Regions from separate parts of the Homo sapiens genome. Here regions 1 and 3 are each linked to region 2. Evidence: chromatin loops called from intact Hi-C (ENCODE). Cell type or tissue: endothelial cell of umbilical vein. All regions are shown on one strand. Each heading gives the region's core, and the rest is flanking DNA. Links, peaks and the distances in the headings are about the cores only.

The links. A loop is a pair of places that touch in the nucleus more often than their neighbours do. Peaks named below come from ENCODE experiments on the same cell type or tissue, not always from the same donor. Only the 100,000 strongest peaks of a DNase experiment are listed, where the experiment ranks them.
Region 1: it touches region 2 in a loop (13-fold over the local background); 2 of 110 quality-filtered maps call a loop at or near these places.
Region 3: a loop joins it to region 2, with 4 times the contacts of the local background. A loop is called at or near these places in 2 of 110 quality-filtered maps.

What each region holds. Positions count from the first base shown.
Region 1 is chr1:229,656,389-229,666,103 of GRCh38, reverse strand. It overlaps URB2 (URB2 ribosome biogenesis homolog), which reads right to left. Exons shown (of 10, transcript NM_014777.4): 10 at 5,904-7,004. The coding sequence ends at 6,807. Among named protein-coding and RNA genes, the nearest start is that of URB2, 35 kb to the right of the region's middle. In endothelial cell of umbilical vein, for the core only: a CTCF peak has its summit at 4,662; a DNase peak (open chromatin) is centred at 4,653.
Region 2 is chr1:229,253,120-229,262,834 of GRCh38, reverse strand. RAB4A-AS1 (RAB4A antisense RNA 1) reads left to right here. Exons shown (of 2, transcript NR_149313.1): 2 at 3,715-5,943. LOC102723935 (a long non-coding RNA gene) reads left to right here and starts at 6,137. Exons shown (of 3, transcript XR_426935.4): 1 at 6,137-6,548. It overlaps LOC124904540 (a long non-coding RNA gene), which reads right to left and starts at 9,485. Exons shown (of 2, transcript XR_007066924.1): 1 at 9,353-9,485; 2 at 4,555-4,756. RefSeq lists enhancers at 8,189-9,062, 9,063-9,715. In endothelial cell of umbilical vein, for the core only: a CTCF peak has its summit at 4,623 (motif pointing left); a DNase peak (open chromatin) is centred at 4,614.
Region 3 is chr1:229,429,093-229,438,807 of GRCh38, reverse strand. ACTA1 (actin alpha 1, skeletal muscle) reads left to right here and starts at 4,714. Exons shown (of 7, transcript NM_001100.4): 1 at 4,714-4,804; 2 at 5,681-5,821; 3 at 5,928-6,252; 4 at 6,377-6,538; 5 at 6,623-6,814; 6 at 6,906-7,087; 7 at 7,166-7,563. The coding sequence starts at 5,693. The coding sequence ends at 7,309. RefSeq lists silencers at 495-574, 1,040-1,240, 4,712-5,006, 7,752-8,046 and enhancers at 6,471-7,092, 7,093-7,712. In endothelial cell of umbilical vein, for the core only: no CTCF peak of the experiment used is centred there; no DNase peak of the experiment used is centred there; H3K27me3 peaks cover 3,489 bases.

The sequences.
Region 1 (9,715 bases), core at 3,024-7,023, 400 kb before region 2:
GTTTAGTGAAACAATGACGCATTGTAATAGGAAGCATCAGCAACACTTTGCTGTGGTAAACTGCAGCCTCTGTACAGTCAGGCCACGCAGCCACACATAGTGCATGGAAAATTTAATTCAAATATTTATTCTACAAAGACGCATTCATTGACATTTATGGAGACAGGCGGGTGGAGCGCAGTTTTCAAATTGTTCTACTCTGCTGGAAGACCAGTATTCCCAGGGCATTCTTCATCCAACAAGTATTAATTGAGCACCTACTATGTGCCAGGTGCCCATTTCGGGTCCATACTCAAGCTGTGAGTAGCACAAACAGGATCCCTGCATATGCGGAGTTTAACTTCTACTGGGAAAAAAGACACCAGACAACATGCATAAGCAAAACACCTAGTAAATTGGAGAGCAACACATACTGAGGAAAAAGTAATGAAGCAGGGAAAAAGGGGACAGGATGGTCAAGGCAGGTGGGTGGGATTTTAGATGGAGTTTCCAAAAGTCATCATAAGGCCAGGCGTGGTGGCTCATGCCTGTAATCCCAGCACTTTGGGAGTCCAAGGATGGTGGATCACCTGAGGTCAGGAGTTCAAGACCAGCCTGGCCACCATGGTGAAACCCCGTCTCTACCAAAAAAATATAAAAATTAGCCAAGCATGGTGGCACGCACCTATAGTTCCAGCTACTCAGGAGGCTGAGGTGGGAGAATCGCTTGAACCTGGGAGGCAGAGGCTGCAGTGAGCCAAGATCATGCCACTGTAACCCATCCTGGGCAACAGAGCAAGACCCTGTCTCAAAAAAAAAAAAAAAAAGAAATTTGTTTTTTGAAAGGAGACTCTTTGGAGGTTTGAAGGAAGATGGAGGGACAACCACTAGGACTATTTAGAAACAATCTCTAGGATGAGTGACCACAGGCAGTAAGAGAAAAGAGGGAAGATGCTAGTGAGAGCTGGGACTGAAGGAGAGTGAGGAATTGGTTATGTCTTCCAGATTTTCAACTCAATTCAATGAGCAGAAATTGGCAAGTTTGAAAAGGACTTGCCCAGAGGCAATGGTGACATCAGGGAGTGGAAGGTCAGGAAAGTTAGAAGGTCTAGAGAGAATTGTCAAGGATTAATCCTTGAGGACACCAGTATTTTAGGGGAAGGGAGAGAAAAAGGTAACCAAGAGCATCAGAGATAGTCGAGGCCCTAGAGGATGCAGAGAGCCAGCGGGGGGTCCGACCAGCCAAGGGTGTCCAGCGATGGTCAAGGACCTACCACACATTCGTGAAGCCAGGTGTCTTTCAGAGGGCAGTTTTGATGGGAAGGATGACCAAGGAGCAAAGGTAGACTCCTTATAATTGTTGGGTAGTCAAGAGAAAAGGCTGATGGAAATGTGAGAGGATAACAGGATCGAGACTGAAGATAAATTAAGAGTATTCTGTGTGTGTCTATAAACAGCAGGGAAAGTGATAGCAGAGACTCGAGAGACAGAGGGCTATGGTTAGATGGGAAGAGATTGTGTGCCTGATTTAATCTGTTATAAAGCTCAAAGAGGGCTTAGAGAAAATACCAGTGCAGGCTGCATGCCAAGTCAGAGAATACCAGACACTGAATGGCACCGGCACCCACATCTGTCCCCACAAGAACAGCCATTCTGAGTCTTTGAAATGGCCATAGTTGGGAAACAGTTGGCCATGCCCTCTAGCATGACATTAAGGTACAGGAAGACGCAGGGCCGTGCACTGATTTGTGTTTCTGTGGGTGCTTCTTTATCACCACCTTGGCAGCCGGCCAGGCGTTACTGCTGGGATTTCCCGTGGCCTCATTTTTCTGAGTGTGTTTCTCGCCCCAGGCCCCAGCACACTTTCACCTCCGTTGAGCCTGGTCTACTGAGTCACATCCCCTCAATCCTCCTTTGTAATGAAAAACCACTCCCACTACTACTAGTTGTGTTCTTTCTGGAGCATTTCACAAACCTCTTCCTTCCTCTCATCCAAATATTTATGTTCTACGATCAACCAGAACTTCACATTAAAACCATTGTAACAATCCAGTCTCCACAAGCTCCTAACATCCCAAAGCTATGCTGCCTCATGGATGTTTCTCCCTCTGATGAAAAAAGAGATCTTCCTCCCAATAGGTGACCCCAGCAGAAGAGAGAGAACAGGATTTTGTAGAGAATCAATCCCCATGACTCCATTCCTTTCTCCCTCAACAGAGCTGGCTCTGGAGTTAAGGGTAGGGCAGGACAATCAGGGAACTCCAAAGACGAGGAAGGAGGTGACAGACCTAGGGATGCCAGTGAGGCACAGTGGTCATGGTGGCAACGGGGAACAAGCTGGGTAGAGGGACAACAGGGCAGGCCAAAGAAAGGACATTACAAACAGGCTCATTGGGCCAGGCACGGTGGCTTACACCTGTAATCCCAGCACTTTGGAGGCCAAGGCAAGAGGATCACCTGAGCCCAGGAGTTCAATTCCAGCCAGGGCAAGAGCGAAATCCCATCTCTACTTAAAAAAGATTAGCGAGGCGTGGTGGCATGCACCTGTAGTCCTAGCTACTTGGGAGGCTGACATGGGAGGAGCACTTCAGCCCAGGAGTTGGAGGCTGCAGTGAGCTAGGATCACACCACTGTACTCCAGCCTCTTAAAAAAAAGGAGCAAGGGAAGCCAAGAAGAGTCCAACAAGGAGGCTCAAGTGTGAGTTCTCACATCAGCGATGGCAGATGGGCAGGGGTGGCAGTCCTGGGAATGTGGGGTCAGGACATTTCAGAAGGGTCCCCAGTGTGGACATGAGGCTACAAAAAATATCAGCAGGAAACAAGAGGGAAGACTGGGAAAGAAGAGAGGTCACCAGCAAGCAGGAGTGATTGAGAGAGGTGGCCCAGACACACCAGGGAGGGAGGGCAGAGAAGTCAGTGAGTGGGGATGGCAGAATGGTGTTGGAAGGACGTGGGGACAAGAAAGCACAGGGCAACAGAAGTAACATCCATTAGAGAGACACGAGAGACATACAGGCTGAGGGGGAAAGGGTGAATATCACCTCTCCCTCCAGCCACTGAACTTGTCTGCTGGAAGAGATGGAAAAGGTAAACGACAAAGTAAAATTTAAAAAAAAAGGAGAGTGTTCAGAAGTTGCACAAGGGAATGAGGAATCAAAAACGACACTGCTGCTGCCTCTACAGCGGCTTTTATGAGACATAAAGCAGAAACGTATGAGCTTATTAGACAAAAGAATTCAGGCTATAGCCTGGCATGCCGGCAATAAATCAAAGTTACCTCTATGAGTTATGAGAAACCAGGGCCAGGTGCGGGGGCTAACACCTGTAATCCCAGCACTTTGGGAGGCCAAGGAAGGGAGGACTGCTTGAGGCCAGGAGTCCCAGACCAGCCTGGGCAACATAGTGAGACTATCTCTACTAAAAACTTAAAAATTAGCTGGTTGTGGTGGTGTGCACCTGTAGTCCCAACTACTTGGGAAGCTGAGACAAGAGGATCGCTTGAGCCCAGGAGTTGGAGGGTGCAGTGAGCTAGGATTGCACCACTGCACTCCAGCCTAGGCAATAGAGCGAGACCCTGTCTCCAAAGAAAAATGAAAAAGAGAAACCGAAAAAAAAAAAAACTCCCCCAAATCCCTTCAAGTAGACACCCCCTCTTTGCTGTCTTTTTTTCTGGAGACTTCACATCACTCCTTAACATTGGGCAGTTTCCACAGCTACTGTAGGAGGCTGAGTCCGGGAAGCTGCAGAAGACAGGCTGTGAAGGAGACCCACCCACTGTGGTCCACAAGCAGGGCAAGGTCGAGAACGGGGCTGTGTGTTGTCTGTGCCATTGGGGGCCCCCTGATGTACTACTGTCCAGGACCGCCCAAGGCAACATCCCAGGCAAAGTCACCCCGCTGAGCCTTCTCTCACCCAACTCCCCTTACGCCCACCCCTCCCTTCAGGTGTCCGCCCTCAGCCAAAACCAGGCTGCCACATGGATTCAGTGCAGGCATTAAGGATCAGCACCCCAGGCCCTTCCAGGGGCGCCTCTCACCACCCAGGCAGGTCTCAGTTCAAATATCACCTCTTTCTCCAGCCACTGAACTTGTCTGCTTTGCTGCCAACCCCGCGATCACCCCCTGGCCTATTTGTTTCCTGGCTCATTGTCAATGTCCTCTACTAGAAAGCTCCCTGAGGACCAGGGCCATGTCTCCGTGCCTGGTACAGACAGGTGATTCATGCACATCTGTCAGGTGATGGGGGTCTGGAGCCACAGCAAGTCCAGTGGGGACAGTCTCTCTGAAGCCCAGCATTTTGCCGTTCCCCAAGCTGAGTCCCCAACTCTGCCATGTGGAGAGCTGGCTGGGCCAACTCTCTTTGCTTGTGAGGTCTATTCTAACAGGATAAAAATGAACAACAGAGCCTCCATATTTGCCAGCCAGAAACATGTTTCTTCTACCCTATGAATCAGCAAAATGGAGTTAAAACAAATTCTTTGCTGAGGAGCGTTTAGAGTTCAAATAGAAATGACTGTGAGGAACCTGTGACTGCTTCCCCAGAAATGGGAACACAGCAGAGAGCCCTTCAGAGCTGTGCAGGGAGGAGGTGGAGTCCCAGCCTTCTCTTCGTCCTTCCCTTCCTTCAAGGCTGACTACCTGGCAGCCGCTGCCAACTCCCTTCGAAAGGCCCTGCAGTGCCACCACCAGGACGCCTGATGAACTGCTCCACGTTCGTCAGCTCACCCAGCATTCCCAAGGCAGGGGGAAAGGATGGTCCCCTCACCTCTGGCCTTCAGAACTTTCAGCACAGGAAAAACTAGCCATGGCTCCATGAAGGCCTTGGAGACAGTTAGCTTCCGGTCTGGGCACTTGAACCAGAGGCAAACCTAAGACCGTGTTTTAGCTCCCGCTTGTTTACAGCTCGTGTCCTTGAAAGGTCGCCCGCTCACACCAACACCCATCTCCAATTGTGAACAAGAAATGGCGCCACCAGACTCTCTTCGAGGCTCCTGCAGGGAGTTTACTACAGAAACAAAATTCTGTCAACACAAAGCATTAAGCGAAAGGATGCCAGACCAGCCGAAGACATTTCTGGTGGCCAGAGCTTCGAAAGGCCCTCTGCACACACAGTCTAGATGAGGAAGGGAAGGGAACAGATGACATGTGCAGTGCGTAAGGCAGGACTGTCCCCCAGCCCCCACAAGATAGCACAGGAAATAAAATCAAATGTGGGGCGTAAAACAAGGGCCATTTCTCTTAGGTATCAAAGACATTCATTTTATATTGTCTGCTCCAATCACATCTGCTTGAAAATACAGTGTTAAAAAAAAAAAGCCTTTGCTTAAGGATGATCCTTCAAATAACTTCAAAAGTCTGCATTTTGAACTAATTAAAAAGGGAATTCCAACATGATTCCCCCAAAGACAGTGAATAAGAAAAATGGTAAATATCCCAATTGAGAAATGTGCTATTACAGAAGAAAGATAATTATATAAACATAATTTACATAAGAAATAAAAATGGTAAATGTGAAAAATGTATAATCTCTTAGTAATTAAAGAAATTCAAAACAGAATAACATCTCTCTCCTATCAAGGAAGCATAAAGAAACAAAAATCAATAATATTAAAGTTGACTCACTAGTAGGAAAATAAATTAGTAATATTCTAGGGGGCAATTTGGCAATATTTATATAAATCCTTTAAAAATGATGTGGTTTTCTGACAAATAATACAACTCATGAGAATTCATCTTCTGAAAATAATTCAGCTGCAAGCACCATCTATAAAAGGGAATTTGGACAGATACCTATGTCTAACCATGGTGTACTTATTAAATAAAACAACAATATCTACTCAATGGACTACTATGCAGCCAAAAAAAATATATGTCGAATGTTTTCACTGACCCAGAGTTACTTAAAATATTACACAGGAAAAAAGGTAACTTTAAAAAAATGCATTTATGATCCAATTTAGCTACTATATATATTTATATGCACATCTATATACATACACATAGTAAAGGGACTACAACAAGATACTCCAAGGTGACAACCGAGGTTATCTGGGTAACTGAGACTATGAATGAGTTTTTTAAATTATCCTTTTATTTTTCTTTTCTGAGGTTGCTATAATAAAAATATATTGCTTAGGTAATAAGAAAAAACAATTAGGATTATTTCTTAAACTGCATAGGAAAAAAAAATTCCTAAATGAACTTCACAGAGCTAACACAGGAGGAGCAGGCAGGAGCCCTGGCACCTGTGCTAAACGTCACCGACCTGCCTGAGGTGCCCACTATCGCCACCCAGAGCAGACACCTCAGGCCACAGACTCTAACTTTCCCTGACTTCTTCAGAAAGCATACTTAGAGGGAAGGCAGAAAATGTGACATTTCAAGAATACTTCCCATGTTACTTGAAGAATTTGAAAGGCAAGTATATTTAAACAGGGCTGAATTATACGCCCATGTACCCAAAGTAAAAAGCCAAGTTTTATGTAGTTTCCAGTGCAGACGAGGGAACACCAAACCACTGAGCCAAGACGAGAACCAAACACAGAAAGGTCCCAAGAGTCAGCAATTTTTCTATTGAATTAATCTCATCCCAGGGTCAATTTTCAGGATTCTATTGCAATACTTACTGCATAAAACTATGTATTAAAAAATAGTAAGAAAAACACGATGTAAAATACATCAAAATATACTACATAAACCCCAAAGGATTTTCTATGTATACCAATACTACGAATTAGAACATCTTAAGTCTTTCATTCTCCAGCTCTTTCAGACCATGCAGCCAAAGCCTCTGGACAGTGTCACTGGCGGCACTTCTGTCCCATAGCCTTAGGCCGTATATCTTTTCTCTCCTTCATGTTTGGCCTTGTGGTACTTGAGATAGTCATTATAGAGCTCCTTAAAGATGTCTCTCATTCCCGGCTGCAGCGAGGCCCGCAGGAACTGGACGTCAGGCTCGATGCAGAGGTCCAGGATGAGGTAAATGCCCTCCTGCAGCAGACTTTTCACAGCTGGATATAAGGTCACCTGAGGAAAAAGGCAAACCTCTGTGAGAACAATTGGGGGCAGAGATCAAGCCGCACCACCTGCCAACAATGCCTTGGGAAGCACTAACAAGTAATTTCAAACTGACCTCCAAATTGAGAAAAAAATCGACATTCACTTTTAAAATATAATTTTATTACTAAGTCAAACCTTTAAATACTCATATTTTTAAAGTTTGTATTTTGGGGAAATAGAAGCTAACTCAAGCAAACACAAACCTGGAATAAAACTCCATGAAAGCAAAAGGCTGGCTTTGCTGTTCAGTAAATGATGCTTACATGTTTACCAGGGGCATTTTAAAAAACTGGAGTCTTTAAATTTAAAAACCTTATAAGAAGATAAGCTGCCTGCCCATTGTGTCAAATTCTTCTACACCGTCAATCACCTTGGAAGCTATGCCAACCCTGTGGGACAATGACAACTACGTTCACCATAACACTATGACCCCCATCTCACCCCAGAGCAAGGCAGCAGGCAGGCTCTGAAACTACCAAAACAGACCACTGATAAGCCTACACTAGTAATTAGATCACATCATATCACCCAAGAGCAGAAGTGATTTCATGATTGCCATTTAATAGATTCCTTTTTTATTTATGTCAAGAACAGCACAATATGCACTTAATTCCTAACAGCCCTGGAATGGTTGAACTGGTCCTCATCCCTAAAGATGCACTTCTCCCCTGAAGTTCAGGGTTACCTAAAATCTGGAGCACAGGAGTGTGGGTGGCAGCCAGCTCCAACCTGGCTGTATCTGATGCTCCACCCAAACTTCCAGAGAAGAGACTCAGACTAATATCAAACCAACCTAAAAGGCTGGGGGAACAGGTTCTCTTCACACTTACCACATCCATTCAGGTTTCAACTAAATGTGGGCTGAACAGAGTTTGAAACCCTAGTAACTGAAACTAAAAAGCAGTAGTAATGAACAGTTCTGGGAACAGATGGTGGTGATGGCTGCACAATATAAGAATGTATATACTACTACTGAAGTGCACACATAAAACAGTTAAGCTGGTAAAATTCACCTTATACTAGATGTATTTTGCCATTACTTTTAAGAAGTAGAAAAAAACCAAAGCAGTGGTAGAGCATCAGCAGACAGGCCTGGAATTTGGCTGATCATTTATTGCTACCCTGATAACCTGAAAGGGTTAATGTGTCTCTGCAAACACAGTTTCTAATGAGGACATATTTTATTAACCAGAAGAACTGATTCACGAAGGCAACCACTGGGAAGTACATTCCTAAAGAGGCAATTTGTTTCTGTCTCTCAGACGATGCTACTCTTCAAAGTTATGATCCTTTTCATGTAATAGTTCAGAAATTTCTGACAAGTGATCATCTTAAATTTTACCATTTTATAGATGATAGCAACACTCAAGGACCGAAGGTAGAATGGCGTGTCTGTGAATTTTACAGCAAGGTAATTGGGAGGGAAAGAAAAAAACAAAACAAAACGAAAAACAGACAAAAACACAAAGTCCTTGATCATACTGGCAGGGTGAGGGCTTTGTAAGTGGACTACTTATTCATACTTGTTCATTCATTTAATTATCACTTACTAAATAAATAATTCCACTTCCAAAGGCAAAAAATGAGGTTCAGTGACCTCCCCAAAGTCACACAGCTAATAACTGGCAGCGCTAAGACTTGAACCTAGGCAGTCTGAGCCCAGAGCCCATGCTCTGAACTACTTACACAGTTTCTCAGTAGTGAAAATGCAGCTAGACAGCCTCTTGCAAAGAGCTCTGGGGGTAGTAAGAAGGCCAGTAGGTTTTAGACAACACAACCACTTTAAATCTTTAGGTTTCAGATAACTTATTTATAAAACAAGAAAAGAGTCAATTTCTACAACACTAAGATCACTGGCCAACAAATGAAAACATCACTAAGTAGCTTTTAAAACCTTAGATAAGATGAGCAGCACAAACTACTTATTCTAAGCTATCACCATACAGATGGTTCCTGACTTAAGACGGTTCAACTTAACACTTTTCAACTTGACATTTTTTGAATTAACAACAGATTTATCCAGATATAACTGCATCATTAAGTCAAGGAGCATCTGGACTTAACAATGGTTCAACTTACGATTTTTTCACTTTTACGATGGGTTTATCAAGTACTGAATGCATTTCAACTAATGATATTTTGAATATACTATGGCTTTATTGGGACACAGCCCCCTCCTAAGTCCAGGAGCATCTGTAGAGGGACATTGTAAATTTGCTCTACAGGTAAAAAAGGAGATGAAAGTAACCATAATTTCCCTGCATGTTTCCATGGGGACTCATTACTGCTTGGAGGAAAGAAGACAAGCGGGCCTCTGGAGCTGCCCCTTCTCCTGACTGACACATCTCACCAGGTCGTCTTCCCTGACTACTGACAGGTCCCACCAGCAATACTCAACTCTGCAGAAGTACAAGGAAAATGCAAAGGAGATCTATTTAGCATTAGATCTGGTATTTAATTAAACTTAAACACGCTGGTCTAGAAAGATTTATGGCTCTCTCAGTAGAAGCTGCTAATGCATATGGAATATTTTCTTCATTGCTGAATTTAAAAACAAAATGAAAGATAGAACATGGACTGTGGTGCCAGTGGATTCTGGGAGGCTATGGCCCTAGCTAATTCCCAAAGCCTTTGGCTTTCAAGATTAAAAATAAAATATAACTAATGAGCATAAATTA
Region 2 (9,715 bases), core at 2,947-6,946:
CTACAAAAATTAGCTGGATGTGGTGGTGCATGCCTGCAATCCCAGCTATTTGGGAGGCTGAGGCAGGAGAATCTTTTGACCCCGGAGGTAGAGGCTGCAGTGAGCCAAGACCACACCACTGTACTCCAGCCTGGGTGACAGAGAGAGATTCCATCTCAAAAAAAAAAAAAAAATAGTGGATCTCTTATATGCTACCAAGTGATTGTGGGAAGGCTATAATAAAACTAAAGTATCGTCTAATACTAGTATAATTTATTGAGTACTTGATAAACACTAGGTATAGTGCTAAGTGCTTTACATGTATTAGAAAACCTAATTCTTACAACAGGTTTATAAGGGAGGTATTATCCCATTTTACAGATGAAGAAACAAAGGCCCAAATGGATTACATATTTTGTCCAGTTTCCACAGCTAGTATGTATCAATGTTGGAATTGCTATCTCAAACCAAACCAAACTGACACCTCTCCTTTTAAAAATGCAATATAAAAAGCCCAAAACACAGAGCTATGATTTCAAAAGGCATTGAATTATTTAATGCCTAAGGAAAACAGCGCTCTGTTGAGCCAGGCCCTGTTCTGGGTGCTTTATGTCACTTCCCTTGATCCTTACACCACCTGACAAGGTTGCTCTTCTTATCTTTATATTATAGTCAAGGGTGACATCCAAACCAGGGCTCTTTATTGCACTGTGATGCCAAATAAGTATGGAGACACAGATGAGAAAGGGTTTGTGGTAGAAAACATTCCCAGAGCACTTCTATAAATTCAGCATAAGCTCAGGTTAGCTTTAAGATAGAAAATAGTCCTGAAGTTATCATCCAGTTCTCTAATATGAAACTCAAATCTTTGAGTCTGTCATCCTCCAAAGCACAGAGATTTTGTTTATCTAACAGGAATATGCTGCAAATAACAGTCTACAACATTAAGCCAAGGCTAGAGTTGTGGATAGAGTTCTTGAGTTCAGTGATACGATAATTTCCTACCTTCATCTTCTCATTTGAAAGTTACCAGCAAATCTTCCATCAGTTCTAATGTGATGCATCTCTGCTTATTTCTGCATTTAACAGCATTGATACCCAGGGATTATTCATTCGAGTCATTTAAATTCTTGTTTTGTATTCAGAAAAAGAGGATTTTCTGGTTCCTCTTTTCTTTTTAATTATATTTATGTGTTTCCTCCATATTCTGATAAAAGTACCATAGAATTATCTTTTATTTACTTATTTATTTTCGATACTGTGTTTCAAATTAAATGGCCTGTTTTCAGCCTGGTTTCTTATTTAAAAGATAGTTTTCACAAGAACTGCTTAAAAAAAAATTCTCCGTGGCTCACGCCTGTAATCCCAGCACTTTGAGAGGCCGAGGCAGGCAGATCACGAGGTCAGGAGTTCGAGACCAGCCTGGCTAACATAGTGAAACCCCGTCTCTACTAAAACTACAAAAATTAGCTGGGCATGGTGGCAGATGCCTATGATCCCAGCTACTTGGGAGGCTGAGGCAGGGGAATTGCTTGAACCCAGGAGGCAGAGGTTGCGATGAGCCAAGATTGCGCCACTGCACTCCAGCCTGAGGAACAGAGTGAGACACCGTCTCAAAAATAAAATAAAATAAAATAAAATAATCCCTGAACACCACCAACTGAAATTTTCTTTTATGGTTAATTTTAACATTTTAATCAGCTTTACTGGGGTATAATTTTACATACAACAAAATTCACCAATTTTAAGTGTACAATGAGTTTTGACAAATGTACACGGTCATGCGACAACTTCAACCTCGTCCCAGTATGGAACTTTTCTGTCACCCCCAAGAGTTCCTTTATGCCTTTTTCCAGCCCTTTGTGGACTCATTTTGAGACGTTTTGGTAACGGATTATTGGCTTTCACATGGGAAGATGTAACCTACTCCAGGAAACTAAGGTGGGGGTTTCCCCACTGCACAGACCACCCACCATACGCTCCACCTCTAGACCTCTCAGCAGCCTGTCTTTCTTGCCCTTTCAAACATCTTCATTTGTGTTCCACCAGACAGTAGCCAATACCATTTCCATCTATCAGCTTGGTGAAATGTGCCCTTTAATGGAAGACTAATGAGGCCTAATAGAAAAAGCTTCCTGGCTTTATTGATGTTCCCTGTGACTTTACAGGAGAGAGAGAGATTTAGGTCAGAGTCATTAGACTTTCTCTTCCTTTCCCTGAAATTGTGTGGACTAGCAGCCAGGTCAGCAGGCATGCAATCAAACTCTGGTGTCGCACCATGTCACCTTCCTGGATTAGATGACTGGGGCCGCTGTAACAAAGTACCACAGACCAAGTGGCTTGGACAACAGAAATTTATTGTCTCACAGTTCTGGAGGCCGGAAGTCCAAGGTCAAGGTGTCAGCAGGGTTGCTACCCTCTGAATGCTGAGGGAAATTCTGTTCCAGGCCTGTCTCCTGGCTTCTGGTGCCTTACTGGCCATTTTTGGTGTTCCCAGCAAGTGTTGCTCCTATCTCTGCTTTCATTTTTTGTTTTAATTATTTCTCTTTTTTGAAATGGAGTCTTGCTCTGTTACCCAAGCTGGAGTGCAGTGGCACGATCTCAGCTCACTGTGATCTCCGTCTCCCGGGTTTAAGTGATTCTCCCGCCTCAGCCTCCTGAGTAGCTGGGATTACAGGAGCGTACCACCATGCCAGGCTAATTTTTGTATTTTTAGTAGATGTGGGGTTTCACCATGTTGGCCAGGCTGGTCTCGAACTCCTGATCTCAGGTGATCCACCACCCCCCCTCCCCACCCAACTCGGCCTCCCAAAGTGCTGGGATTACAGGCATGAGTGCTGCGCCCGGCCGACCCCAGGTATTTCTAATGCAGGTGGTCCCACATTTGGAGAAATCCTGCTGGGGGTTGAGGAATGGTTTTGTTCCTAAAGGCACTGCCACTTGTGGAAAATGGAACAGAGAACAGCAGAGATTGAATACAGCATTAAATGCAGTGAGTGAGAAAATCCTTATGTCTGAGCAGTGAGGACATGTTGCTCGGAGATATTTCTCAGTTAGAAATATCTATGGGTTAGAAACATACTATGGGCTAAATGAGAGCTGGTAGAAAAAGGGTGGTTGTCAACTTCCCCTGTTCTTTCCCGAGTCTCACTCTCCCTCCTGCATTCTCTCTCCTTTCTTTCTTTCTTTTCTTTTTTTTTTTTTTTTGCGATGGAGTCTTGCTCTGTTGCCCAGGCTGGAGTGCAGTGGTGCGATCTCGGCTCACTGCAACCTCTGTCTCCTGGCTTCAAGCAATTCTCCTACCTCAGCCTCCCGAGTAGCTGGGATTACAGGCACCCACCACCACGCCCAGCTAATTTTTGCATTTTTAGTAGAGACAGGGTTTCACCACGTTGGCCAGGCTGGTCTCGAACTCCTGACCTCAGGCGATCCTCCCATCTCAGCCTCCCAAAGTGCTGGGATTACAGGCGTGAGCCACTGCACCCGGCCCTCTCCCTCCTTTCTTAGGGAGGAGCTCGACTCAGAACTTTTCCTCGATCCTCTCTGTTGAGATGGTTGATTTCCTCCTTAAAACATTATCTGTTCAGTTTCTTTTAAAAATTTACTCCCCCTGCCCCCATTCTGTAGGAATTGTTGGGTATTGGCTGGGCAAGGAGTTTGGAGCTCTCTGAGCTGATAATGTAAAATCTTTGAGGGGAGAGACTTGAGCTTTCTTTTTTTTTTTTTCTCCTGTAGCATCTGTCCCAGTGTCAGGCACATTTTAGGTGCCCAACAAACATCTGTGGAATGAATGAATGAGTGCTGGCACCACCTATAAGCACACAGTAAGGATAACCATGGAGAGAATATGCCGAGCCTTTTAATCAGCCCAGAAGAGCGCCTTCTGTGTTAAGGCGAAATGCCAGAATCCCAAGGAACAGATTCACCACCCAGGGGCGGGACTCAGGGACTGCTGATACTGAGGCTGCCCTGTGGGTTTTCCTTCCAGATCCCTTCTTGATTTGCCCAAAAGAATTTCACGTTTTGTTTCAGTTAAGGAGAGGCCTTTCCTTACTGCTGACTTTAAGGAAACTGGAAATTGTGCTTGTGGGGGAAGTGGCTTTGGAACTTGGGGCCTCTTTGGGACCTGGTAGGCAATGGGGTTTGGGGGCAAGTTTGTGGGACATGTGTCTGAACAGGAAGGAAGGGAGGAGCAGTGGGGCCAGCCAGGAAGCAGTGCCGAATGCAGATTTCTCTTCTTGTGCAGCTTTGCTTAGAGTTGAACATTACTTCCCAGAGATAGATTGACCCCAATCCTGCAGAGATTGGCTATCCTGCTCTTCAACTTATTTTTAGATATATGGTCTCACTTGAATCTCACATCCAATGAGGAGTTCCTGACCCCTCAATTTAGCTCCACCTGGCATTCCAGAGCAATTCAAGGACCTGGTAGGGCTACTAGCAATCCACTGCTACATATAGGGGAACAATGAGTTTTAAAGCTGCTCAGAAATCTGTGATTCGAGTATCAGGAAATCCTTGACTCTTTATCAAATGTGAAGTTGCTGATTTAAGAAATAAAGTTAAGAAACAATATTCATTAACAGAATGGAATTTAATGCAACCGCTGGTGTTTTGGGGTTATTTTCTGGTCACATAGTGCCCCCTGGTGGGTTCACTGACATACTCTTCTGGAATGCTCCTTTCCCAGGCTGTGCTTTGTGACAAGGCCAGCACCAGCAGGGTGATTCCAAGAATTTGCAGTTTAGGCACAGTCCAACGATGCTCTAAAGATTGTCTGTTAAGGGAAAATATGAGTTATGAAAATGCTGTGGGTTGTACTGTATCCCCCACCAAAAGATACGTTAAAGTCCTAAGCCCCAATACCTGTGAATGCAGACTTATTTGGAAAAAGGGTCTTTGCAGATGTAACTATGAAACTAAGGTGAGGTCATTAGGGCAAGCCCTTAATCCAGTATGACTGTGTTCTTATAAGAGGAGGAGAGGCTGGGTGCAGTGGCTCACACCTGTAATCCCAGCGATTTGGGAGGCTGAGGCGGGAGGATCGCTTGAGCCCAGGATTTGCTGGGCAACATATCGAGACCCCATCTCTACTAAAAATTTAAAAATTAGCCAGACATGGTGGCACGCAGCTGTAGTCTCACCTACTTGGAAGGCTAGTGGGAGGATGGCTTGAGCCCAGGAGTCCGAGGCTGCAGTGAGCTATGATCATATCAATGCACTCCAGTCTGGGCAACAAGGGAGACCCTGACTCAAAAAAACAAAACAAAAACAAAACAAAACAAAACAAAAAAAGAGGAGGAGAGAGACACACAAGGAGAGAATGCCATGTGACAATGGAGACAGACACTGGACTGATGCACCTGCAGACCGAGGAATGCGCAAGGATTGCCAGCAGCCCCCAGAAGCCAGGAGCGGGACATGGAATAGAGTCTCTCTCAACCCCTCAGAAAGTTCTAATCCTGCTGATGCCTTGATTTTGGACTTCAGCGTCCAGAACTGTGAGATGAGATATGTTTGTTGCTTAAGCCTCCCGGTTTATGCTGCTTTGTGATGGCAGCCCAAGCAGACGAATACAGAAAGAAATGGGGATTTGAGTTGGAAGAACTGCTTTGAGTCCCAGCTACCACTTAGTACCTGAATGACCTTGGGCAAAGAAGTTCAATTTTTCTGAGCCTCAGTTTTATAAACTGCAAAATGGAGAAATACAAAAGTAACTGTTCTCCTGCCTCAGGATCCCTGTGAGGATGAAGTGTGACTATGTGTATAAAAATATTTTGTTTATTGTACAGCACTGTGTACTGCAATCTTATTACACAAAGAAAGGAAGGTGGGAGGTAGTAGAGCGGAGTGATTACAAGCTAGGCTCTGGCTGGGCACAGTGGCTCATGCCTGTAATCTCAGCACTTTGGGAGGCTGAGGTGGGTGGATCACCTGAGGTCAGGAGTTTGACCTGGCCAACATGGTGAAATCCCATCTCTACTAGAAATACAAAAAAAAAAAAAAAAATTAGCCAGGTGTGGTGGTGGGTGCCTGTAATCCTAGCTTCTTGGGTGGCTGAAGCAGAAGAATCACTTGAACCTGGGAGGCAGAGATTGCAGTGAGCCAAGATCGCGCCATTGCACTCCAGCCTGGGCAACAGAGCGAGACTCCATCTCAAAAAAAAAAAAAAAAAAGCTAGACTCTGAAGTCAGTTTGCCAGGGTCTGTGAGTGGAAATGTTACAAAGAAGCTTCTCATGAAAACTTGACTCTCAAATGAGCCAAAGGCAGTGATGCCCAGAAATGGAGTTGTGGTAACACTTAAAGGAATGTATCAGTTGTCTATTGCTCTATAATGAACCCCAAAACTTAGTAGCTTCAAATGATTAGCTTATTCTTTCACACGGTCTCCGTGGATCAGGAGTCAAGGGCAACTTAATTGGGTGCTTCTCACTTGGAGTCTCTTGTGAGACTACAGTCACCTGAGGTTTAGACTGGGGCTGGAGGACCCACTTCCCAGATGGCTCACCCACCTGGCTGTCGGCAGGAGGCTGCAGTTCCTCTCCATGTGGTCGTCTTCACAGGTCTGGTGAGTATTTTTACAATATGGCATCTCCTCATTCTTTCCACCTCCCCTTCCTGCCCACCTCACCATGCCCAATGTATTTTTTCTCTTGTCAGTGATTCTCAACCTGTATGGAGTCACAGGCTCACTGTGGCCTAATGAAAACTAGGGACTCTTCCTGAGTAAAGTACACATATGCATTTACACAGAATATTCTAGATAGAATTTCAAGGGGCTCCAAGGTTAAGTACCAATTGGATCCACAGAGAGCTCTGTCAAACGTGAATCAAATTGTGTAATTCCCTGTTTGAATCCTTCTGTGACCCCCACTGTCCATAGGATAAAAAACTTCTTTAGCACACCATGATCTGACTCCAACTTACTTTTAATAACAATAACCTTATCATCACATGGAATGTCTTCTACATGGCAGACACTTTTCACACTTTCTTCCTAATTCTTAGAAGAACTCTGCAAGGAGTGGATTTTATGATTCCATTTTAGAGATAAGGAGAAGCTCAGAGCTGAAATCTGGCCGATTCAGCACCTGCCTCATCTCCCCCACACCCCCAAGTGAATGGTTGAGTTTAGGGGAGCCCGGATTCTTCTGACTCTGAAGCTGGCATCCCTCCAGGCCTGGCCACCCCGCTTTCTGCCCCTTCTTGTCTACTGCCAGGCACGCTCCTTTCTGTTGCTTCAGAACCACTCATCATTTCCAGACATGCTGTGGGTTTTGTGTAGGAAGCTTTTTCTACCTTAAAGGTCCTTTCTTCCCATCTTGTCCTCCTCCTCCAACCTTCTCTAATCATTGTGCTCTGATATCCTATTCCTTCTTCAAGACTCAGGGTGTCATTTCTTCCATGATCTTTTCCTGAACTATGACTTTCCAGTGCTCCTTCACATATTCCACGGCAACCACCAGGCTGTGTCATAATTTCTCATGTACTCACCTATATACTTACTACCCCTAGACTGTTTCTTGAAGGCAAATATCAGTCATGCCTTTCTAACCTTTTTATAAATCTAGCTTTTCATAGGATAGGTGTTCACTGTATATTTGTTGAGTGAGTGAATGAATGAATGAATGGCATTTTCTGTAAGAATTCCCCCTAGCATGTAAATTATCCAGCTTTTGAATAAATGTAGCTAGGATCTAGGGCTTCTTGAGGCTTCAGTCTTTTTAGGATATCTCTCATGAGCCTAGGGGTGGCAGTGTGATGCCACACCTGAAAATACTCTGCCATTTTCAAAGCTTTAACATTTTGGCACCCAAGGGGAGAAGCCACAGAGTTGATCTGTGCCTAGCTTTTGTAGTTAACCTGTCTCATTTGAACAGGCAGGGAAATTGACACTCTGAGAATGAAAGTATTTCTACCCAAGGTCTTGTCATTTAATGTTGTGCTGAATAGGGACCAGGAGCTGGATGTCCTGAGCTGCGTGTTGAGATCTTCTCCCTACAGACAATGTTGAAGACTTGTAAAGGTTCTACCTCTTTGAAATTTTTTTTTTTTTTTAAGATGGAGTCTCACTCTGTTGCCCAGGCTGGAGTGCAGTGGCACTATCTTGGCTCACTGCAACTTCCACCTCCTGGGTTCAAGCCATTCTCCTGCCTCAGTTTCCCCGAATAGCTGGGATTACAGGCATATGCCACCACGCCTGGCTAATTTTTGTATTTTTAGTAGAGACAGGGTTTCACCATGTTGGCTAGGCTGGTCTTGAACTAACGACCTCAGGTGATCCGCCCATCTCGGCCTCCCAAAGTGCTGGGATTACAAGTGTGAGCCACCACGCCTGGCCTACCTTCGAAATCTTAAAGGGCAAAGCTGACTTCAAACAGACTTCAAGCAGTTGTTTTGGTATGGCTCCATTTTAATAAGAAAAAATATAAATATGTAGATGGATACATCGACAAAGTGGTAAAAGAATATGCATCAAGTAATAACTGTTATCTCTGGGATTAGATTAAACTTATTTATTTATTTATGTATTTATTTATGTATTTATTTTGAGATGGCATCTTGCTCTGTCACCCAAGCTAGAGTGCAGTGGCACATTCTTGGCTCACTGCAATCTCCGCCTTTGGGGTTCAAGAGATTCTCTTGCCTCAGCCTTCCAAGTAGCTGGGACGACAGGCGTGTGCCACCACGCCTGGTTAATTTTTGTATGTTTAGTAGAGAGGGGGTTTCACCGTGTTGGCCAGGCTGGTCTCGAACTCCTGGCCCCAAGTGCCTGCCTGGGCCTCCCAAAGTGCTGGGATTATAGGCGTGAGCCACTGCACCCAGCCTCTGGGATTTTAAATTATTTTTATTTACTTTTTAATGTATGTTTTAAAATCTTTCTATAAGGTATATAAATTACATATTCGATTTTTAAAGCTTCTAGTTGTTAAAAGAAAAATGCCCTGTGCATAAGATAAGCTATCACTGTAATTTAATTTTCTGACTTTTCTTTCTGAACACAGATAAAATCATGCCTATTTTGCACTTAACACAGGAAGTGGTTTCTAGAGTAGCAGAAAGTCTCAGTGACTTCGAGGTACATAATTCTACCTCTAAGGCAGCGTCATCAAGATTATATTTACATGTGTTTAGTTCAGTGAAGTAGTTGTCTCAGGTGCTTGTTTAGATCTAACATCTTCAAGGAATGTCAGGAAGCCTAGAGGCTGAAGAAAGATGCAGAATATTTTCTAAATGTCTGGCAATGAGGAAAATCCGTCAGTATTTTCCTTGTGATTAACTTGTTGATGGATTTTCTTTTAAAGAAGTCAAGTAAAGAGAAACTATCCTAAGGGAGCGGGAACAAAGGCGGGACTATTCTGACTCACTCACCTCTGTGTTGATGGTGCCCTTTGGCGTCAGTTTCAAAGTAATTCATTCACATCTGCTCGGCAAGTACACATTGCATGCTCATTAATTCCAGGTGCTGTTAGGGTTCCCGGGGATGCAGCAGTAAAGAAAGCAGAGTTCCTGACCTCATGGAGCAATACTTGCATGTGGGAGGAGACAGATGTGGCAAATAAGTAAATATATAGCACATCAGCGGTGATAAGTAAGTGAAAAAAACGAATGGTGAGGGGGGTTGGGCCTGCCTGGAGGGCGAGAGGGCGGGGGAAGCCATAGTTCTGCTTTCAGTAGGGTGCCTGCAGGATTCTTCCATAAGGAGACATTTGTACCCAGACCGAAGGGGAAGGG
Region 3 (9,715 bases), core at 3,873-7,872, 180 kb before region 2:
TGGCTAATTTTTGTATTTTTAATAGAGACAGGGTTTCACCATGTTGGCCAGGCTGGTCTAGAACTCCTGACCTCAGGTGATCTGCCTGCCTCGGCCTCCCAAAGTGCTGGGATTATAGGCGTGAGCCACCACACTTGGCCGACTATCTTTTAAATGTACTGTGGCCTTTGGAAGCCATAAACCATTGTACTATCTGAATTTTTTTCACTCTCTAAGAACCAAGTTTTCCCCCTTTGAGAATGCCCATCTTAATTATTATTTAGAATACAATGTTTTAAATGCGTGATACTTTACCATATGGCAGAACCATAATTAATGTAACAGCCCTTATTCTCTTGCTGTAGCTCTCTCTCAAAAGACACATTTTTTTGACCATTTTAAATAATGCTAGAATAAATCTTTGTACAAAAATCTTTATGCCCTCCAAATACGGTGAACATGACATTGACTCTCCTTGCTCAGTTGCAGTGACATTGATGTGTGTATACTGAGCAGGCCAATGACTTTAATGTTCTTTTCTCACCTTTTCTGCCACTGCACTGTGTGCACCTGCCCCAAGCCCTTAGTCATTGGAAGCAAGACATGGCACCATGTGCTGAATGTTTCATATGTCTTAGGTACTCACCTAGTTTGTTGTTTTGTTTTTGGTTTTGGTTTTGGTTTTTTGAGACGGAGTCTTGCTCTGTTCCTAGGCTGGAGTGCAGTAGCGCAATCTCAGCTCACTGCAGCCTGTCTCTTGGGTTCAAGAGATTCTCCTGCCTCAGCCTCCCTAGTAGCTGGGATTACAGGCACCCGCCACCATGCCCAGCTAATTTTTTTGTATTTTTAGTAGAGACCAGGTTTCACCATGTTGGCCAGGCTGGTGTTGAACTCCTGACCTCAAGTGATCTGTCCACCTGGGCCTCCCAAAGTGCTGGGATTACAGACGTGAGCCACCGCACTCAGCTCTCACCTGGTTTTAATCCTCAGATCAGTCTTAAGGAGTATTGTGAGTTGAGAATGCTTTCTGGAAAGTCACTTGTCCAAGATCACATAGCCAGTCAGAGGGGAAGGTAAATGCAGCTCTGCTTGATTCCAGAATGCAAGCTCCTAACCAGTTCATGATATTCTGGGTATAAAGAATGTTGAAGAGAGGGCACTGCTCCAATGAATCATCAGGTTCTTAGAGGTGGCCATGAGTGCAAAAACCACCAGCTTCAGGAGGAGGAAAAAGTAGAAAATCCAAGCCCAAGCCCTTTCTTTGGGCTGCCAGGAGTTGACTCAACTTTTTTTTTTTTTTTTTTTTTGAGATGGAGTCTCTCTCTGTTGCCCAGGCCTGGCGTGCAGTGGTGGGATCTCGGCTCACTGCAACCTCTGCCTCCCAGGTTCAAGTGATTCTCCTGTCTCAGCCTCCCGAGTAGCTGGGATTATAGGTGTGCACCACCACGCCTGGCTAATTTTTGTGTTTTTAGTAGAGACGGGGTTTCACCATGTTGGCCAGGCTGGTCTTGAACTCCTGACCTCAAGTGATCCACCAGCCTCGGCTTCCCAAAGTGCTGGGATTACAGGCATGGGCCACCGCGCCTGGCCGACCCGACGTTTTTAAGTAGCTTGTGAGAATGAGTTGGTCTTTGTCTACCCTGTTCCTGGAATATCTCTAACTTGGAGTGCCCAGCCAGCCCCTCAAAGCTGAGTTTCTGGGGAAGCTACGGCTTTTCATGTCAGGATGTCTTTGGCTCATTACTGGGAAAGATCCCTCAAGGGCCTGTTCTGTTTCGAACTGTACCCAGTGTTGGTGAGGATTAGAGAGAAGCAGCAGTCCTTGCCCTCCCTGGCCACTGGCAGTAGAAGGAAGGACAGCCCAAGCCCGTCTCCTCCACTGGCTGCTGTGGAACCTGGGGTGTGTTTTAGCTCATTAAGCCTCAGTTTTCTTTAAAAAAGAAAAAAAACTGGAATGAGTAATACCTATCTTATTTACCTTAGGATAGTTAAACGGTTAATTGAAACACGAAAGCATATTATAAAGTGTTTTACCAATTCCTGTTTAAATTGATAGGAAACACAGTAGGAAGACTGGAACTGAGCAAGATTGGGGTACGGGTGTGTGGAGTGTTGAGGGGCACAATTGGAGAGAAGGGAAGTGTGAACACACCGGGGTAGTGGTAGCAGAAGGGCCCGGTCAGGGTATGAAGAGCTGAGGCTGCACCTGAAAACTTAGAAGCAGGAACTCCCTGTCAAGCATACCCTACATGGCTGACCTTTACTTAGTGACAGTTCTCAAAAGGCGGAGCAGGGCGCCGCTGCGCTCCCCCAAAACATACATGTATGGAGACGTGGCTCTGCCACCCACCATTCAGTCTATTCTCTAAGCCAATGAGAATGCAACAAGACCAGAATGGGACTGAGGGTGGCCTGTGGTGACCTGTCAGGGACTATTTAAACCAGCCGCAAATCATGTGGGCAGGGAACAGATGCCTGGCTGGCCACCTCAGGGGCCATCTCCCACAGTTTGCTGTACTAGCAGGTCTCTGTTCGCTTGTGAGTGTTTTTAATCATGGTCAGCTTTTAGTGTGGGTTTGAATGTAACAGACTGAGCTTAGAAAAGCTTTCTGTAAGGAAAGGTAAGAGTTGAACTGAGCAAGAGTTTTGAAAAATAGTGACAATCCCATTCTCCTTTGGAATGCGCACAAATATTGAGGTATCCAGTGAACGGCAGCAAATTTCCTACCTTCAAGGCCCAAATGTAAGCTAGTCCCCTTACGTTACATGCAGCTCATTTGCTAAGTGGTTTTTTTCTAGTATCTCCACTACTCGCTGACACAGGAGGACACAGGATGTTAAAAAGGAAATACAGTTCTGTCAATTATTCACTTACTCTCCAAAATACTTGGAAGAACTAAATATGGAACCATAGGAGACTTTATCCTCACCGCATAGTCCCTATACTAGTCAAACTCCTTATTTTTTAATTGATCATTTTTAGGAAGGTAGCATTTTATTCACTAGAACATTTTTGTTAATACTTGTTTATTTTTGGGATGAACTGCCATGATGTGGGCTACAGAGGAGGGTCGCATATGCTTCCATCCCCCTTTTAGAGAATCCACACCTGTCCCAGTTGCTGGGTTCCACTACCAAAAGTGAATTGCAACTATTTTAGGAGCACTTAAGCACATCCGAAAAATGAGTGATTCTGTTCTGGCCCACACCACATCACTGATGTACCCCCTTAAAGCATGTCCCTGAGTTCATCACAGAAGACTGCTCCTCCTGTGCCCTCCACAAGGTTAGAACTGTCCTTGTCTTAGGGAAAAAGGAGAGAGAGAGAGAGAGAGAGAGAGAGAGAGAGAGAGAGAGAGAGAGAGAGGGACAGGCACCAACTGGGTAACCTCTGCTGACCCCCACTCTACTTTACCATAAGTAGCTCCAAATCCTTCTAGAAAATCTGAAAGGCATAGCCCCATATATCAGTGATATAAATAGAACCTGCAGCAGGCTCTGGTAAATGATGACTACAAGGTGGACTGGGAGGCAGCCCGGCCTTGGCAGGCATCATCCTCTAAATATAAAGATGAGTTTGTTCAGCCTTTGCAGAAGGAAAAACTGCCACCCATCCTAGAGTGCCGCGTCCTTGTCCCCCCACCCCCTCCAATTTATTGGGAGGAAGGACCAGCTAAGCCTCATCTAGGAAGAGCCCCTCACCCATCTCCACCTCCACTCCAGGTCTAGCCAGTCCTGGGTTGTGACCCTTGTCTTTCAGCCCCAGGAGAGGGACACACATAGTGCCACCAAAGAGGCTGGGGGAGGGCCTCAGCCCACCAAAACCTGGGGCCAGTGCGTCCTACAGGAGGGGAACCCTCACCCCTTCAATCCCTTTAGGAGACCCAAGGGCGCTGCGCGTCCCTGAGGCGGACAGCTCCGTGTGCTCAGGCTTTGCGCCTGACAGGCCTATCCCCGGGAGCCCCCGCGCCTCCTCCCCGGCGCTCCGCCCTCGCCTCCCCCCGCCAGTTGTCTATCCTGCGACAGCTGCGCGCCCTCCGGCCGCCGGTGGCCCTCTGTGCGGTGGGGGAAGGGGTCGACGTGGCTCAGCTTTTTGGATTCAGGGAGCTCGGGGGTGGGAAGAGAGAAATGGAGTTCCAGGGGCGTAAAGGAGAGGGAGTTCGCCTTCCTTCCCTTCCTGAGACTCAGGAGTGACTGCTTCTCCAATCCTCCCAAGCCCACCACTCCACACGACTCCCTCTTCCCGGTAGTCGCAAGTGGGAGTTTGGGGATCTGAGCAAAGAACCCGAAGAGGAGTTGAAATATTGGAAGTCAGCAGTCAGGCACCTTCCCGAGCGCCCAGGGCGCTCAGAGTGGACATGGTTGGGGAGGCCTTTGGGACAGGTGCGGTTCCCGGAGCGCAGGCGCACACATGCACCCACCGGCGAACGCGGTGACCCTCGCCCCACCCCATCCCCTCCGGCGGGCAACTGGGTCGGGTCAGGAGGGGCAAACCCGCTAGGGAGACACTCCATATACGGCCCGGCCCGCGTTACCTGGGACCGGGCCAACCCGCTCCTTCTTTGGTCAACGCAGGGGACCCGGGCGGGGGCCCAGGCCGCGAACCGGCCGAGGGAGGGGGCTCTAGTGCCCAACACCCAAATATGGCTCGAGAAGGGCAGCGACATTCCTGCGGGGTGGCGCGGAGGGAATGCCCGCGGGCTATATAAAACCTGAGCAGAGGGACAAGCGGCCACCGCAGCGGACAGCGCCAAGTGAAGCCTCGCTTCCCCTCCGCGGCGACCAGGGCCCGAGCCGAGAGTAGCAGTTGTAGCTACCCGCCCAGGTAGGGCAGGAGTTGGGAGGGGACAGGGGGACAGGGCACTACCGAGGGGAACCTGAAGGACTCCGGGGCAGAACCCAGTCGGTTCACCTGGTCAGCCCCAGGCCTGCGCCCTGAGCGCTGTGCCTCGTCTCCGGAGCCACACGCGCTTTAAAAAGGAGGCAAGACAGTCAGCCTCTGGAAATTAGACTTCTCCAAATTTTTCTCTAGCCCCTTTGGGCTCCTTTACCTGGCATGTAGGATGTGCCTAGGGAGATAAACGGTTTTGCTTTAGTTGTCGCCAAGGCAGTTCCCTTCCAAACTAGCGCTAGAGCGAATGAGCGAGCAGCCAGGACCACCCATTCTGGGTTTCCAACAGGCGAAAAGGCCCTTTCTGAGTTTGAAATGTCACAGGGTTCCTAACAGGCCACTCTTCCCTGGATGGGGTGCCAACGCCTTTCCCATGGGCATCTCCTTCCACCCTCACGCTGGCCCAGCAAGCAGGCAGTGCTGAGGCCTTATCTCCCTAGGTGACAGATGTGGTCAGGGAGGCGCAGAGAGGATGGGCACTAGCGTCCAGCTCCTGGAACAGGTGTCAGGCAGGGAGGGCAGACAGGTCTTGGGGAACATGTTCCCCTGGCTATGTGGACAGAGGACTTCTCAGTGGGGTCTCGCGACCCTGTGCCCCTTTTCCTGGTTCAGGGCAGCCCTTAGCCGGGGCAAAGGTCGAGAAGAGAACCCCTGGTCGCCGCCCTGGCAGAATTTGAGTGGCTCCGGCAGGAGATGTCCCTAGGTTCCTGGGGAGGGAGGACGTCGGGGCCAGCCAGGCTTACCCCCCCCTGCCGCTGAGACTTCTGCGCTGATGCACCGCGCCTCTTCGCGGTCTCCCTGTCCTTGCAGAAACTAGACACAATGTGCGACGAAGACGAGACCACCGCCCTCGTGTGCGACAATGGCTCCGGCCTGGTGAAAGCCGGCTTCGCCGGGGATGACGCCCCTAGGGCCGTGTTCCCGTCCATCGTGGGCCGCCCCCGACACCAGGTCAGGCTGCCCCTCCGCAGAGGGAGCCGGCTCGGGGTCCCCGCGTAAGCCAGCCTGGTGCCACCCGGAGCGGCGTTAACGGGTGCGTGGTGTCTCGGCTCTGCAGGGCGTCATGGTCGGTATGGGTCAGAAAGATTCCTACGTGGGCGACGAGGCTCAGAGCAAGAGAGGTATCCTGACCCTGAAGTACCCTATCGAGCACGGCATCATCACCAACTGGGATGACATGGAGAAGATCTGGCACCACACCTTCTACAACGAGCTTCGCGTGGCTCCCGAGGAGCACCCCACCCTGCTCACCGAGGCCCCCCTCAATCCCAAGGCCAACCGCGAGAAGATGACCCAGATCATGTTTGAGACCTTCAACGTGCCCGCCATGTACGTGGCCATCCAGGCCGTGCTGTCCCTCTACGCCTCCGGCAGGACCACCGGTGAGTGCCCGCTGCCCCCAGTCCCCTCTCCCGCCCCCGCCCCCGCCCCCGCCCCCGCCGCTAGCGCTGAGAGCCTAGCCTCGGCCTCGCCCCCAGCCACTCACTCTCTCCCGCGCGCGCACAGGCATCGTGCTGGACTCCGGCGACGGCGTCACCCACAACGTGCCCATTTATGAGGGCTACGCGCTGCCGCACGCCATCATGCGCCTGGACCTGGCGGGCCGCGATCTCACCGACTACCTGATGAAGATCCTCACTGAGCGTGGCTACTCCTTCGTGACCACAGGTGCGCGGCGCCCCTGCACCCCGGGCGGGAGGGCCGGCGGCGGCCCCTGAGTGAGGGCTCCTCTCCTGCTTCTGCCCTCCGCAGCTGAGCGCGAGATCGTGCGCGACATCAAGGAGAAGCTGTGCTACGTGGCCCTGGACTTCGAGAACGAGATGGCGACGGCCGCCTCCTCCTCCTCCCTGGAAAAGAGCTACGAGCTGCCAGACGGGCAGGTCATCACCATCGGCAACGAGCGCTTCCGCTGCCCGGAGACGCTCTTCCAGCCCTCCTTCATCGGTGAGCCCCGCTCGCCCTCGCCCCGGCCCCCAGGCCCCGCCGGCCCCCGGCGCCCCGAGCTTCTGCTCACGCTCCCCGCCGCGGTCCCCAGGTATGGAGTCGGCGGGCATTCACGAGACCACCTACAACAGCATCATGAAGTGTGACATCGACATCAGGAAGGACCTGTATGCCAACAACGTCATGTCGGGGGGCACCACGATGTACCCTGGGATCGCTGACCGCATGCAGAAAGAGATCACCGCGCTGGCACCCAGCACCATGAAGATCAAGGTGGGTGGTGGCCTGCGCGGGCTGTCGGCGGGGTGGGCTCCAGGGTGAGGTCTCCCCACCTCACGCGCTGTCTTGCAGATCATCGCCCCGCCGGAGCGCAAATACTCGGTGTGGATCGGCGGCTCCATCCTGGCCTCGCTGTCCACCTTCCAGCAGATGTGGATCACCAAGCAGGAGTACGACGAGGCCGGCCCTTCCATCGTCCACCGCAAATGCTTCTAGACACACTCCACCTCCAGCACGCGACTTCTCAGGACGACGAATCTTCTCAATGGGGGGGCGGCTGAGCTCCAGCCACCCCGCAGTCACTTTCTTTGTAACAACTTCCGTTGCTGCCATCGTAAACTGACACAGTGTTTATAACGTGTACATACATTAACTTATTACCTCATTTTGTTATTTTTCGAAACAAAGCCCTGTGGAAGAAAATGGAAAACTTGAAGAAGCATTAAAGTCATTCTGTTAAGCTGCGTAAAGTGGTCGTGTTTATTTGCTTGGGGCGGGAGTGGAGCAGGAAGAGGGATTCCCATCCCCCACATCCTCTTAAGTCACTTTTCACGATACCCCAAATGAATGGGCTCCTTGGAAGACAAAACTTACATCTTCCCATGCTCCCCTGCCGGTTTCTGCAGTGGATCAGATCCATTCCAGATCACTGGCAGCTAGTGGTGGCCTGACTTGACCCTCTGGGGTGTGGCGAGGCAGCTTTCTTCCTCTGCGCAGCGCTCCCGAGTGTTGCCAGCACTGCCGGGGCGGCCTCCGCTGGTGGCCCTGGGTCCCCTCAGGCAGCGGGCGCTGACCATGGTGCTGGGGCTGGAGAGCTGTTTCTCAGAGGGCGTCTCAGCTCCGCCTATGGTGTTCCCCTACTGAATCTCCAGATCTGAGAGGGGGTTGTGTTCTGCATGTAACAAGTCATTTTGTTTTTGTTTTTGTTTTTGTTTTTTAATAGAGACAGGGTCTCGCCCTGTCGCCCACGGTGGAGAGCAGTGGTGTGATCAGAGCCCAACTGTATCCTCTAATTGAGCTCAAGGGGTCCTCCCACCTCAGCCTCCCCAGTTGCTAATATTTTCGCATGTGCCACCGCGTCCAGCCAGTTTTTTATTTTTATTGTAGAGACAGGGTCTCAGGGTCTTGTTATGCTGCCCAGGCTGGTCTCGAACTCCTGGCCACAAGCAATGCTTCTGCCTCAGCCCCTCAAAGTTCTGGGATTACAGGTCTGTGCCACTATGTCCAGGCTTAATAAATGAGTTTTAATTTGCAAGTGAAGACCGTCACTGCCTCTCTCCAATGGGGAAGTCCTTTGCTTCACACCAGGTGCTGCTGGTAGAAAGAAACACCCCCTCGTGCAGGACCTGGGAAGGAGGCAAGGGAGGGCCAAGTGAGAGCTCCAGAAAGAAGGGCAGCAAAGAAGCGTCGGAGGGGTGGGAAGCTGAGGCTCACGCTGGAAGACGGGGAGGTAAGCAAGGGGAGGAGGAACACCCTCACCCCCAAAACAAGTTTTAAAGGCATCAAATTTATCAACAGTTTGAACTTCTGTGGGAGAGTGCAATACCTATTCCTTAAAGGGAGCTTAATGTTTCCTAGTCAAGTTTCTCAAGAGCAGTGGCCCCTAAATATAATGGATTCAGACTCAAAGTAATAAACTCGTTTGTAAATAAGTTTATAGCTGCAATTGACAAAATAGCTATGTTACATGCCACGTAGTCATATGTTTAATCCCTCATCTTCTGGCTTATTGAAAAACTTCAGAAATCTTTGAGGCCTCAAAAGGCATGGTACTGTCAAATCCAGATATCAAGAGAGTTGACAATATTGCTAAAATTTAAGATTTTAATAAAAGAAGTATATAATACCATGTTCATTGAAAACCTTGTATTGTCCCACTCAGGGTGGATGAAGGTTAAAAATGGGCTAAATACTAGTCTTTCAGAGGTATACAGCTTTTGTTGATAATACTAACCACATATATACATATCTGATATAATAATACTCTAACATATTGGTAATATTGAATATGCAAAGGCATATCTGAGCAAACATAACCTACACACACATAGCTTAAATAATTCATTCGTGGCCAGATGCAGTGGCTCACACCTGTAATCTCAGCACTTTGGGAGGCCGAGGTGGGCGGATCACTTGAGGCCAGGAGTTCGAGACCAGCCTGTCCAGCGTGGTGAAACCCTGCCTCTACTAAAAATACAAAAATTAGCTAGTCATGGTGGTGTGCACCTGTAGTCCCAGCTACTCGGAACGCGGAAGTGGGAGAATCACTTGAGCCCCAAGAGGCAGAGCTTGCAGTGAGCCAAGATTATGCCACTGCAATCCAGCCTGGGTGCAGTGAGACCCTGTTTCAAAAATAAATAAATAAATTCATTCATGTAGCCAGCAGCCTGGTAAAATATCACTATTACATGTGTTAGCTGACTGTCATGCTAACGATTTTTGAACCAGAACCCTAAATCAATTGGGATTTAAGTAAGATATGTAAGGTCTATTTCTCCTATGATCATAATCTGTAAATGACTCATAATAGTTTAGAACTGACAGAAGTTTTCAATACACTGTGATAGTGTTTTGTCAAGTGCCAATTTTTAAAACCCATCATTGACATTACTGTTTTACCAA